2 separate regions of the Homo sapiens genome follow, and region 2 is linked to region 1. A link is an interaction called in ENCODE POLR2A ChIA-PET data of the cell type or tissue named here. Cell type or tissue: PC-9. All regions are shown on one strand. Each heading gives the region's core, and the rest is flanking DNA. Links, peaks and the distances in the headings are about the cores only. Region 1 overlaps STK24 (serine/threonine kinase 24). Region 2 has its middle 45 kb from the start of STK24-AS1.

Region 1 (7,084 bases), core at 1,418-6,417:
CACACCCATCCCACACACACATCCCATACCCATTCTAACCTCTCTGGAGGTGAGCCCCAAAGGGTGCTTCGTGTACGGTGAACTAGTTGGTTAATCTAAGGTCTCCAAAATAAAAATCAGTATTTATCAAATACCTATCTTTAGCAAATGGCTCCAAGAAGCTCAAAGAATTGACAGATTTTTCTAGTCCTCAAATATTCTTTCGAAGAAAAGTGTTATTTCTAGCCTACTGATAACAAATCATTTTTATACAGTAACATGCTTTTCTACACATTACAATAAATCTACTAATTACTACAATGTAAGTTCTTCCTAGTCTGTGTCCATGAACAGATAATTTACTTCTGTAAGTGGCACTACTCAGTTTATCTACCTGAGCTGTATTAATGCGTTACAAATGCCCCCACCATCTGGTTTAGTAAACTCATTTCTCCCATAGTATACACTTTATTTTATCCCTACAATAATCACATCATCTAGAGGACAAGCTGAATAAATATCCTACAGTATTTGACAAAACAGAAAATTGGCACAAAGAGAAATTAAATTCTATGAATTGCAAAGTCTAGGTCTACACAATCAATTAGTTTTCAGGCCGGGTGTGGTGGCTCACGCCTATAATCCCAGCACTTTGGGAGGCTGAGGTGGGTGGATCACTTGAGGCCAGGAGTTCAAGACTAACCTAGCCAACATGGTGAAACCCCATCTCTACAAAAAATATAAAAATTAGCCAGGCTACCAGCTACTCAGGAGACTAAAGCATGAGAATCACTTGAACCTGGGAGGTGGAGGTTGCAGTGAGCTGAAATTGCACCACTGCACTCCAGCCTGGGTGACAGAGCGAGACTATCTCAGTTTTCCTAAATTCCTTAATATTTCCTAAATCTCCTAAAGATTAAGGAATACTTAATATTTTAATTAAGGAAAACCCTAGTGCTAGCATCTACTATCTATAAAAAAATACTTAAGATAGAAATGCTCTAGCTAAGTTAAAAATATAGCAGGGCTTCGTGACTCAAGCCTGTAATCCCAGCTACTTGGAAGGCTGAGGTGGGAGAATCACTTGAGCCCAGGAGTTTGAGGCTGCAATGAGTTATGATTGAGCCACTGCACTCCAGCCTGGGTGACAAAATGAGAACCCCCATCTCTAAAAATAAAAAAGAAAAATATAAATTCGATTTTTGAAAAGTATTAAAAATGAGAAAAACACTACTATACCACCTAGATCAGTTTATCGCCTGTGGCCTCAGTACCCAACACACACACACACACGCACACGCACCACACCACCACCTGCTCTGTTACCTTAGGAAACCACTGTTTGAAGCTCCGCAAGGTCACAGTGCAGGGGAAGGTGACCCTAGAGAGAATAATGCTCAGACACCATGGGGTCCAGTCTGGACACAGCATAGTGTGTGCCAAGGTGAGGCTCTCCACCCAACTCTCCTGGAGTCACACTCCTTCTCAGCACAAGTTAAACAAAGGCTCTGAGGCTCTCCTAGTCTGCCGACGCCTACCCACCACCTGGTGCTAGCGGGCACCCCGCTTGGTCATCTCATCCACATCCTCCTCCAACCGCATGAGGCTTCATAGCAGAGGCAGCCGAGGAGGCAAGGCCCATGGTCACAAAGCTCCAGCACCCCCGGAGTCCCCACCAGGGAACCTCAGCCCTGCCCCAGGATCTCTCAGTGGTTGTGTGGGGTACTTTTCTTCAACAGAAGGCTCCCTGGCTCAAAGACGAGGCCTGCGGTTTGAGATGACAATGAAACTGCCTCTGCAAAAATTCTAACAGTGAGAAAATGATGACAGTGAAAGAGATCTGACCTAACCGACTCCATCTTGCTTCTACCCTCCAAGCTGTCCTTTTCATTCCTGGGCATGGGCTGAACTAACTTCGGGAGGAACTTAGTTTATAGTTTAACTTTGAAACAAAAATGGTAATAGCCCTTTCCCAAAACAAACCCCCTTCTTGCCTGGGGACTATACTACCTTTGTAAGGCTAACAAATTAGCTACAAGATTAGAAATTATGGTTTAGGGGTCACGCAGGCCGGAGGCTACAAGATTCTGAACCTCCCAAAACTGCTCCTGGGGATAAGATCACTGTTGTAAAAACTAAGATCAGTGCTTGGAATATTTTGCAGACCCAGTGTTCTGATGCACCAGCTAGTGCCACCCAGACCGGTAATCTGGCTCAACCAGTTCTGGGATCCCACCCAGGAACCGAAAACAGCAAAAAACCCACTTCAATCTCCTATGATTCCATCTCCGACCCAACCAATCAGCATTCCCCACTTCCTGAACCCCTACCCACCAAATTATCCTTAAAAATCCCAATCTCCAAATTTTCAGAGAGGCTGATTTGAGTAACAATAAAACTCTGGTCTCCTGTATAGCCAGCACTATGTGAATTAAACTCTTTGTCTATTGCAATTCCCCTGTCTTGATAAATCAGCTGTTTGGGCAGCAGGCAAGGAGAACCCACTGGGCAGTCCCAACAAACAGGCCCTGACAGCATAACCAGGAGTTTCATCAGGCAAGAATTTGATAAAAAATATGCAACGGGCCAGGCGTGGTGGCTCACGCCTGTAATCCCAACATTTTGAGAGGCTGGGGCAGGCGGATCACCTGAGGTCAGGAGTTCAAGACCAGCCTGACCAGCGTGTATTTACTAAAAATACAAAATTAGCTGGGCGTGGTGGCACGTGTCTGTAATCCCAACTACCTGGGAGGCTGAGGCAGGAGAATCACTTGAATCTGGGAGACGGAGGCTGCAGTGAGCCAAGATCACGCCATTGCACTCCAGCCTGGGCAACAAGAGCGAAACTCTGTCTCAAACAAACAAACAAACAAACAAACAAAAAAAAAATATATATATATATATATATGTGTGTATACACACACACACACACACACACACACACACACACACACGCAATGCATTCCAAATAAAGTATATAGTTCCTTGGAAAGTGAAACTGGCACCTCCTTTATTAAAATCAAAATGCAAACAAAAGCCATGGAAAACATACCCAGTGTACAAATAAACAGTAACAAACAGTGGCAGCTCCCACTGCTGAAGCTCCTCCCACGGGAAGGCCTTGTGCTGGGCAGCGTTCACAAATACGGTTTCTAGACCTCACAACCACCCCATGAGAAAGAGAACACTGTCCTCATTACACAGCTGAGACAATTCGGGCACAGATCTTACACAAGATCCCCCACAGCTCGGAAGCGGGGTTTAAGGATCATGGGTCATTCTCTGGACTGCAAAGTGCTCATGAGCTGCAAGCTTCACAGGGTGCCTGACTCCAGAGGCACCTAAGTGGCAAGGCTCATCCTGTCATCACACTAGAATGCCAGGAGTAAAATGTGATACCACTTCCCATTCCCTACAGGTGAACTCACCTTCCTGTATTTTACAAGAACTGATGGAAGCAATGATGAGTATCAGGAAACTGACTATTCTAGAAGCCAGACCAAATCGTTTTGGTGTATGCAGATTTCAATTAATAACGCATTTCCTTTACCTGAAAATCTTTTAGCTTTTAGAGGCCTCGAAGGGGAAATTCCTGGAATGGAGGTGCGAAGGTCATAGACAAGGTTGATTTGTCACAAATAGGAACACACGTATCCTGCCCACCGGGGGGAAAAATGTCACTGAGTGTTCTTTTCTCCCTAGGTGGGGCAGCAAGGGCAAGAGGGAACGTGAGCAATCAAGATACAATCTGTGAGCCAAATCCTACATCTCACAGAAACCCTGCAAGCTCCAGGCCAACACACTTCAGTAGGGGCCAGAAAACAAATGCCTTAGGCTTTGGGGACTAAATTGTCTCTGTTGCATATTCTTCTTCTATCTTTTTTTTTTTTTCTCTTCCAAGAGAAGGGATCTCTCCCTGTCACCCAGACAGGAGTGCAGTGGCACAATCATGGCTCATTGCAGCCTCAAACTCCTGGGTTCAAGTGATCCTCTCACCTCAGCCTCCCAAGTAGCTGAGACTACAGATGTGTGCCACCATGCCTGGCTGACTGTTATTTTACTTTTTGTAGAGACGGGGTCTATGTTGCCCAGGATGGTCTCTAACTCCAGGGCTCAAATGATCCTCTCACCCCGACCTCCCAAAGTGCTGGGATTATAGGGATGAGCCACCACACCTGCCCTTCTCTCCATTTTTAAAAGCTCATGAGCTGATAAAAGCCGGCCTCCTAGTCCCCTGCAGGAGCCCAGTGCTCTGGGGTCCCGGGAGCTGCCCTGACCTCTCAGAACGATCTTCCAAGCATCACTCAACAGAACCAGAAACACATACCCTGCCAGCCACCACACTCCTCCGCCTGTCCTCCAGCTGTCCGGCTGCCACACTCCTCCGCCTGTCCTCCAGCCGCCCAGCCACACTCCTCCGCCTGTCCTCCAGTCGCCCAGTGAAAGGGAGGGGGAAGCAGGCCCTTGTGTGCCCCCGACACTGGCCGGAGCCCGCCCCTCCCGGCTCATCTCCTTACCTCCCCCAAACCCCTTGAAGCAGCCGCCTCCAAAGATGAGAAGGGGAGGCTTGGCAAGTAAGTCACTCACCCAGGGAGAGAGCCAGGATGGTGGCCTTCAGCTCCTTGAGTCCTCAAGCCAGCGTTCTTCAGCCTACACTGTGACCCCCTCAAGACCTACCTCTGAAGGAGCAGGCTACCTGTGCAGTGCCACCTCTCTAGACAGTGGCCCTCAGAGGGCTCCCATCAGGCAGTCCTCCTGGGTGAGGCTGCTGGGATGGCTAAGGACACCTGTCTTCGTGGGGCCTCTCACAAACACACACACCTCATCTGGAGTGGGGCCTTCCCCCTGGATGGCGTTACCCTATGGCCGCTGTGATGTCTGCTTTGAACAGCAGCGGGCTCATTCACAACAGCACAGTGCCCGGCACACGGGAGACCTCAACCCCATCAGCTGAATAAACAAGTGAGGCGAGTGCAGCTGAGGAGCTGAGGCCCCAGCCGCCAGCTGTGGCACGAGAGGCAGACAGACCTTCCAGACTAAGGACCGGGCCACGCACTGGCCAGGGTGCCGGCCTCACTACCCACAGCAGGACAGGGGCCCCAGCTCCACCCAGGTGCATGCCAACAGCCCAGGAAGCAGCAAGCAGGTGGAGACGTGCACCCGTAAGTACAGAATGTGAGACAGAAGCAAGAGGAGGTGGCGATCTTTATAGTCTTCACCTGGGTTCCTTTCTGCTGCCCCCTCAGTGTAGTGCAGGGGCTGAGGGCTCAGCTCCTGGAGCCAGGCTGCCTGAATCGAATCCCCAGCTCTGATGAGGGATTCGATTTAAGTGACTGACAAAGTCACTTAAACGCCCTGTGCCTCAGCTGCCTCTTCTATAGATGGGGATAACAAGAGTACCCACAACACAGGGCTGTGGGATGAACCTGCTGAGGGGCTCAGGGCTCCGCTGCATGGCCCAACCACTTCCATGATGCCCCAGCTGCTCCGCTCGGGGTGCAGCTGGAGGTCAGAGTGGGCAGGGCCTACCTTGTAGATGTCACTTGTAGCTTCCACCCTGGTTTTCTGTCACAACAGACACCTGCTTTCTGGTGCCCATCAATGTCACTAATCCACAGGGATGTCAACAAATCCTCATCACTTCCAGAACTTCCTTCCCAAGAACCATGCTAAGCTTCAGGTTTTAGTGAAGGAAAGGGTATTCTCCATCGGCTAGGTCAATCACTGCTTTGGTGCTTGCTTTTTTTTTTTTTTTTTTTTTGAGATGGAGTCTCGCTCTGTTGACCAGGCTTGAGTACGGTGGCATGATCTCGATCACTGAAACCTCCGCCTCCCAGGTTCAAGCAATTCTCCTGCCTCAGCTTCCCTGGTAGCTGGGGTTACAGGTGCCCACCACCACACACAGCTAATTTCTGTATTTTTAGTAGAGATGGGGTTTCACCATGTTGGTCAAGCCGGTCTCAAACTCCTGACCTCAGGTGATCCTCCCGCCTTGGCCTCCCAAAGTGCTGGGATTACAGGCATGAGCCACCGCGGCTTGGTGCCTATTTTTAATCCCTTCCTCAAGCAGTAGCTTACTGCACCTTCAACTGATCTTCTGCTCCAAGGGGAGTTTGTGAGCTCATCTTATTCATTCTCTGCCCAGTCTCTTGCCACTTCTTTCTCCTAGTCCTCTATTCTGGTACACACATACACATTCACACACATGCATGCACACACCTGCCTACAAAACCATGCCTTGTGCTAAACCCTACCTCCTGGAGGGAGCTTCCAGAGCAGCCCACCTGCCGCCTGACCTCCTAGGTTCATCACTGCCACTGCCTCCTTCCCACACTCAGGCCCTGGTGTCCCTTCTTTCTTGCTCCTCGGTGAGGCCCAAACAGGTGAAAATTTCATAATTACTGAGAAAACCACAGAAAAGATAATACTTTGTTCTGCCCTCGCCACCTGTCACAATTTCTGGAAGGCATTCGAAGGAGACACAGGAGTCAGGGCTGGTGGGGAGGGGGACACAGAAAGGAAAGGGCGACAGCCAAGACTCACACACAGTCACTCCCCAGACCTGACATCCAGCTGTACACAGCAGAGCACCCGCTGTTTCCATCAAAGGCTCAGCCTGCTGCGCACTTTGTACACAATTTTCCATTTCCATTCGGCTCACTCCAGCTGTGCCGCCCTGAAGCACACACCTCTTCCATGGGTGGGTTCAGCCTGCTACAATACTAACATCCTCCAAGAGAGCAAATACTATAATGCAACTCTTTTTGTGATTCGGCTGCTTTTCTCCATTTTGCCATATTTATATAACAATATTAATGTTGCAATGGAAGTAGGAGTACATCTATTGGCACCATAATCTGTCGTCCCCTTCCTATATTAAAATGATTCTTGATGATGAACCATCCTTGGATGCCTGAAAAAAAGAATCAAATCCTTTATCTTCAGTGCTCTCACAGCATTTGAAAATAATGCTAGATTTTAAAACATCACAAGTCAGCAAAGCAAAGTGCTTAAGAGAGTAGGCTTTGGAGTCAGGCTGGCCCAGTGTTCTTCTCTCGACTTGATCTCTGCAAAGCTCCATTTAAAAACAAAAAAAAAAGGAAAC
Region 2 (7,084 bases), core at 1,303-6,302, 86 kb after region 1:
CAGGTCCTGCCTATTTTGGGATAGAGAGGAGAAGTGTTGGAAAAAATATTCCAAGAAACGGCCCTGTCACGTAGATCATAGGTGATCCTAGCTGTTTGTAAAGTGAAAACGTATGGCTTGTGTATTAATCACGTAGAAGAATCGAGAGAGGGCTGGGTGCAGTGGGTCATGCCTATAATCCCAGTGCTTTGGAAGGCCGCGGTGGGGGAGGATCGATTGAGGCCCAGAGTTCAAGACCAGCCTGGGCAACATAGTGAGTCCCTGCCTCCATAAAAAATAAAATAAAAACCGGCCTAGCATGGTGGCTCCCAACTGTAGTCTCAGCTACTCAGGAGGCTGAGATGGGAGGATTGCTTGAGCTCAGCAGTTCAAGATTTCTGTGAACTATGATCATGCCACTGCACTGCAGCCTGGGTGACAGATTGAGACCCTGTCTCTCATAACAATAATAATAATAATAAAAGAGAGGGTATGAGTTTTTAAATCAGTTTTAGGTCCATTAGGGGAACTTTGTGGTCCACTGATGAGCCCTGATCTTTCTTTGAGAATCCTTATCTGGTCCCTTCTTCTATTCATGGAAGACACACATCATGACATCCCTCACACGGCAGTCACCCAGCTCCTGCTTGAACATGTCTGGGCACAGAAGCAGCTGCCTCCCAGGCCTTTCTAAACAGCTCCCATTGAAGGCAGCTTCTGCCTCTTTAACGTCTATTCACTGATCCAGCTTTCACCCTTTGGAGCGTTCCTGAGTTTGTCTAGTTTACTAGCAGTGGTTCCAGAGACATGATTTTAAAGTTTTTGCAGGACTCTGGGGTATCATCTGCTTGAGTCTTAAACTCATTTAAAACATCTATTTTTATTTTTATTTATTTATTTATTTTTTTTTGAGACAAGGTCTTTCTCAGGCTGGAGTGCAGTGGCATGATCTCGGTTCACCGAAACCTCCGCCTCCCAGGTTCAAGTGATTCTCGTGTCTCAGCCTCCCAAGTAGCTGGGATTATAGACGCGTGCCACCACGCCCAGCTTATTTTTGTATTTTCTGTAGAGACAGGGTTTCACCATGTTGGCCAGGCTTGTCTCGATCTCAAGTGATCTGTCCACCTCAGCCTCCCAAAGTGTTGGGATTACAGGCATGAGCCACCGTGACTGGCTTCATTTAAAACATCCAGATCATCTCTTGTGAACTCTATCTAGGACTTTATGCCCTCTTAGGGATGTGTGTTCTCTTCATTCTAGTTGGAAAATTTTTATTTAAAAAAACTAAATGGGGTTGGGCGTGGTGGCTCACGCCTGTAATCCCAGCACTTTGGGAGGCAGAGATGGGTTGATCACGAGGTCAGGAGATCGAGACCATCCTAGCTAACATGGTGAAACCCCATCTCTACTAAAAATACAAAAAAATTAGCCGGGCGTGGTGGCGGGCACCTGTAGCCTCAGCTACTCGGGAGGCTGAGGCAGGAGAATGGCATGAACCCGGGAGGCGGAGGTTGCAGTGAGCTGAGATCATGCCACTGCACTCCAGCCTAGGCGACGGAGAGAGACTCCGTCTAAAAAAAAAAAAAATGCTAAATGGAAATGAAATAGTTCTACTTTTTTCTCTCATTGCCTTACACAAACAGTGGAAGTTTCTACTCATGTAAATTCCTGGACGAGATAGATTGTTAGACTCTGGGTACCAGTTCCATATTCCCAAGAGGGAGAATCTATTGGCTTGCTTTAAAGCTTGGACGTCTTTTACAAAAATAGAGAAAAGATGGCCAAGAGAAGAAAAAGCCAATAAACCTAGCACCCAGACCCCTTCATTTATAATGGATAAACAGAAGTATAATCATGTATACCAAACATTCCACTGGCGGGCTGGGCGTGGCAGCTCATGCCTGTAATCCCAACACTTTGGGAGGCCAAGGTGGGCAGATCACCTGAAGTCAGGAGTTTGAGACCAGCCTGGCCAATGTGGCGAAACCCTGTCTCCACTAAAAATACAAAAATTAGCTGGGCATGGTGTTGAGCGCCTGTAATCCCAGGTACTCAGGAGGCTGAGGCAGGAGGATCACTTGAATCAGGGAGGTGGAGGTTGCAGTGAGCTGAGATTGCACCACTGCACTCCAGCCTGGGCAACAAAGAGTGAAACTCCATCTCAAAAAAAAAAAGAACCTGCCTTTTCCTCTTAACAATATGCCTGGTAAGGCCAGCTTTCCCACGCTCACCACTGAACATGATCCCCAGGCATAAGCAGCAAGTAACCTCTTCATTATTCTTCCTATTCAAATACATCTATTTTTATAAGCTCTTGAATAGTTTGTTCTTTGGGTTTTTGGGACTATTTGTTCAGTCCCATAACCATCGTTTATTTGATTCTGTGTGCCTCCTTCTGTCTGTGTACACATTCTTTATCATCTGTCCTTGGTGTTGTCACCCATGCATGATCCTGCTGTCTTTAGATATTTTCCCATTTCTTTCTCAAAAAAGAGCATCGCTTGTCATTGCTTCTTCAGAATTTTGCTTTTGTGAAGACTTCGTTCCTCTTGAGCCAACTAATCTTTGGAGTGAGATCTATTTCTTTCCCCTGGACATTTTTTTTTTGAGACAGAGTTTGACTTTGTTGCCCAGCCTGGAGTGCAATGGTGTGATCTCGGCTCACCGCAACCTCTACCTCCTGGGTTCAAGTGATTCTCCTACCTCAGCCTCCCGAGTAGCTGGGATTACAGGCATGCACCACCGCGCCCGGCTAATTTTTTGTATTTTTAATAGAGACGGGGTTTCTCCACGTTGGTCAGGCTGATCTTGACCTCTCAACCTCAGGTGATCCGCCCGCCTTAGCCTCTCAAAGTGCTGGGATTACAGGCGTGAGCCACCGTGCCCAGCCTCCCCTGGACATTTTTGACATCTGCTTGGCTGAACCCAGAGCAGGGGATCCAACTCCAAGTGGGCCAGGCCAGGCCTATCCTGGCGCTTTCTGATAATCTGTTGTTTTGCCCATTCCTCTGCCCAGATATAGCAACACACACACACACACACACACACACACACACACACACACACACTGAGACCCTACAGTCAATGGCTCAATGGTTGCCCTAGCGACTATCGTTGGCTTCTTGGTCACAGCAGGCAGTTGAACTGGGGCAAAGACATCTGGTTCAAATCAAGCCAATAGATTTTCTCTCCTGGGAATATGGTACCTTGACTCAGAGTCTATCAGTCTGTCTCTTCAAGGAATTTACATGAGAAACCTCATCTCTACTAAAAATACAAAAAGTAGCTGGGCATGGTAGTGAAGTTTGCAATGAGCCAAGATTGCACTAGTGCACTCCAGCCTGGGTGACAGAGTGAGACTCTGTCTCAAAAAAAAAAAAAAAAAAAAAAAATTGGCAAGCGAGCCCAGATGCATGCAGGTAGCAGAGGAAGCTGCTTTTCAGAGACAGAGGAGAACAAAGCAGATGCAGAAAAGGAGGCAGTGTTGCCCTAGCAGACAGAGCTGCCGCCTTGCCCAGATCCCCTCGGCTCTCATTCACCAGCTTCGTGCATGCTCACAGCCCAGTTCCTGCAAACTCTGTCATTCATGGCCCTCGCCAGCGACTTTCTGAGGATTGCCTTTGGGTGTTGCAGGCATCCCACCCACATGGAGAGCTAGATTCCCCCAGGAGTTTTCTCTTCTCCCCATTACCTCCAGCCCCACCCCTACCCATGGCTGTGACCCTCAGCTGGCTGGTGTGCAAGTGAAAAGGTCCAGCTCCATTGCTTGAGGCAGCACATACCCTGAGGTCTCATTGACACTCCTGAGCTCCCCATTCCCACACTCCTTCACCAGTTTCCCCTGGGAGCACCTCCCTGGAGCATCTCACTTCCACCCGAATCCCTGGCATTTAGGAGAACAGATGTGAAACCAGGCGGCCCAGAGGAATGGAGGCAGTGCCCTGGGCCTGAAGATTGCTAGTTCTCGTCCAGGTCCCTTGGGAGACCCAAAGCTCTTCCAGTTTGTGGCTTCTATGACATACTCCTCAATCTTCAACCAGCTTCCTATGTGGGTTAAATTTCAACCAGCCCATTTCTAAAAACCTTGCTGCAGGCACCCAGCATTCCCCCAGGGCCAGCATCATCTCATCTCCCAGAGGTCTCGGTCTTTCACCGCAACCACTGATTTCCAATTGCCCAGCATCTGGGAGATGAAATTATCAGCAAGGCACGTTTAGAATTTATCAGATGCTTTTCCTGGAAGGTGGTTTCCAGTAGGATTTCTAGACCTTTAAATCACTCATCACGGCTATTTTTGGCCCTGTGTATGCTTTTGCATTTATTTCTAGACATTTAAAGATGAAATATACATTTATTTACATAAAATAAATAGAAATTTAATATAAATATTTTATAAGTAAATCTGTATTACATAGGTGTGTATTATTCTTGTCCTAGAACAAAATTTTTACTATAATTAATGGCTTTAAAAATATTCTTTTAACGGAAAGTTCATGTCTTTTGCCCACTTATCCAAAAGTCTATTTATAGAAAAAAAACAAGCCCACGTTCCTTATTTGGTATCTGTGCTTCTTCCTTCTTCTACTCTAGCCTGCCTGAAAGATATTTTTGTTGCTGATATGAAGGGGTTTTTTTTGTTGTTGTTCTTTCCTAAAAGCCATGGACTTCATTAGATATTAATTATCAGGTTCCTCCCTGGCTGTGATGAAAAGTAATATTGCTTAATAGACTTTTCTGTCTATAGAGTAGCTGTTTCCATTATAAAGAGAATACATTATACAACAATTATCAATATAGAAAATCAGAAAGAAATGAGGGAAATCACCCTTAGACCTGCCAGAAGCCATATTTCCAAATAAGTACCTCACTTCCCAGGCTTCAGCATCCTTCTTAATGAAATAAGGGAGTTGACCCAAAAGACCCCAGTGATTCTTCAAAATACTCAAAAAGAACATACTGGGGCTGGGTGCGGTGGCTCACGCCTGTAATCCCAGCACTTTGGGAGGCCGAGGTGGGCGGATCACAAGGTCAAGAGATCGAGACCATCTGGGCCAACATGGTGAAACCCCCTCTCTACTAAAAATACAAAAAAAAAAAATTACCTGGGTATGGTGGTACATGCCTGTAGTCCCCAGCTACTCAGGAGGCTGAGGCAGCAGAGTTGCTTGAACCTGGGAGGCAGAGGTTGCAGTGAGCCGAGATTACACGCCACTGCACTCCAGCCTGGTGACAGAGCGAGATTCTGTCTCAAAAAAAAAAAAAAAAAAGATCCTGGAAGGAAACATTGGCCACGTGTTGACTTGGAGAAGCACAGGACTAGAAACCAGTTCTCATTCCTCATCCAGTCCTTTTCCTTTTTCTGTAGGGCTTTCTTCTTTTCCACGTTCTCCCCAACTGTCTCTTTTGTTTCCAGCTGTTCCTGTTTTTTTGTTTTTGTTTTTTTTTTTGAAAGAGTTTCATTCTGTCACCCAGGCTGGAGTACAATGGCATGATCTCGGCTCACTGCAACCTCTGCCTCCTAGGTTCAAGCAGTTCTCCTGCCTCAGCTTTCTGAGTAGCTGGGATTACAGGTGCCTGCCACCACACCCGGCTAGTTTTTGTATGTTTAGTAGAAACAGGGTTTCACCATGTTGGCCAGGCTTTTCTCGAACTCCTGACCTCAAGTGATCCCTCCGTCTCAGCCTGCCAAAGTGCTGGGATTATAGGTGTGAGCTACCACACCCAGCCTCCAGCTGTTATTTTGATTCCCTGATCATCTTTTGACACAATGCTTAGGGGTTCCAAACATGTTCATCCAGCACTCCCAGATCACTGGACTTTATTTTGTCACATGCTGACCACAGGTCCAGAGGGCCCTTTGCGTAGCACCTGCATGTAATAAGGTATCAGTACATGCTTGCTAAGTGGCTGGATAATCAAAAGCAGAGAAAATATACAGAAGTTGACCGGGTGCGATGGCTCATGCCTGCAATCCCAGCACTTTGGGAGGCCAAGGCAGATGGATCACTTGAGGTCAGGAGTTCGAGATCAACCTGGCCAACATGGCGAAACCATCTCTACTAAATATATATATATTTAAATTAGCCAGGCATGCTGGTGTGCCTGTAATCCCAGCTACTTGCACGGCTGAGGCAGGAGAATCACTTGAACCCAGGAGGCAGAGGTTACAATGAGCTGAGATCGTGCCAATGCATTACAGCCTGGGCAACAAAGCAAGACTCTGTCTCAAAAATAATTTATATATACATTTTATTTATATATAAATTTTATTATATGACATATTTATATATAAATACAATGTATATATAAATAAAATTTATATATATAAAAATTTATACATATACAAATAAAATTTATACATATATATGTCATTTGTAATTCAGTCATCATGACAATTCCAAAATGGAGGTGCTACAGCACAGTACTGATTTCAGTAACTCTAGTGGGAAGTACACTTTTTTTTTTCTTGGAGACAGAGTTCTACTCTGTCTCCCAGGCTGGAGTACAGTGACCCAGTCACAGCTCACTGCAGCCTTTAATGCCTGGGCTCAGTGGGATCCTCCTGCCTCAGCCTCCTGAGTAGCTGGACTACAGGTGTAAGCTACCATGCCTAACCAAAAATAGACATCTTTTTTCACTAACATCTCAGAATGCTGGCGCTTCTTACTATTTTTGGCATTTTACAATTGGCATTGGCCAGGCAGTAAGTGGTCGTTTTTGCCTGTGCATGCACAAATTTGGTCATTACTGTTAATATTATCATTTCAACTTAGTGATGAGCATTGTTGGGACCACATGTGTCGAGCTTGACATTTTATGTTTTCAAAAAATATTGCACTATTATTCAGCCTTGTAATGAAAATACAGTCAATGCAGAAAAACATACAAATAGAGCCGGAGGCCGGGCACAGTGGCTCACACTTATAATCCCAGTGCTTTGGGAGGCTGAGGCAGGAGGATCGCCTGAGGCCAGGAGTTTGAGACCAGCCTGGGCATCACAGTGAAACCTTATCTCAACAAAAAATTTTACAATTAGCCAGTTATGGTGGTACATGCCTGTAGTTCTAGCTACTCAGGAGGTTGAGGCTAGAAAACCACTTAAGCC

The links. ChIA-PET counts read pairs that join two places held together with the same protein. Peaks named below come from ENCODE experiments on the same cell type or tissue, not always from the same donor. Only the 100,000 strongest peaks of a DNase experiment are listed, where the experiment ranks them.
Region 2: POLR2A ChIA-PET joins it to region 1 with 7 read pairs; 3 of 35 experiments call an interaction of 5 or more read pairs at or near these places.

Annotation. Positions count from the first base shown.
Region 1 is chr13:98,532,504-98,539,587 of GRCh38, forward strand. The region is part of intron 1 of STK24 (serine/threonine kinase 24); the gene reads right to left. Among named protein-coding and RNA genes, the nearest start is that of STK24, 41 kb to the right of the region's middle. RefSeq lists an enhancer at 3,886-4,749. In PC-9, for the core only: no CTCF peak of the experiment used is centred there; a DNase peak (open chromatin) is centred at 3,368; H3K27ac peaks cover 2,909 bases.
Region 2 is chr13:98,619,116-98,626,199 of GRCh38, forward strand. No RefSeq gene overlaps it. Among named protein-coding and RNA genes, the nearest start is that of STK24-AS1, 45 kb to the left of the region's middle. In PC-9, for the core only: no CTCF peak of the experiment used is centred there; no DNase peak of the experiment used is centred there.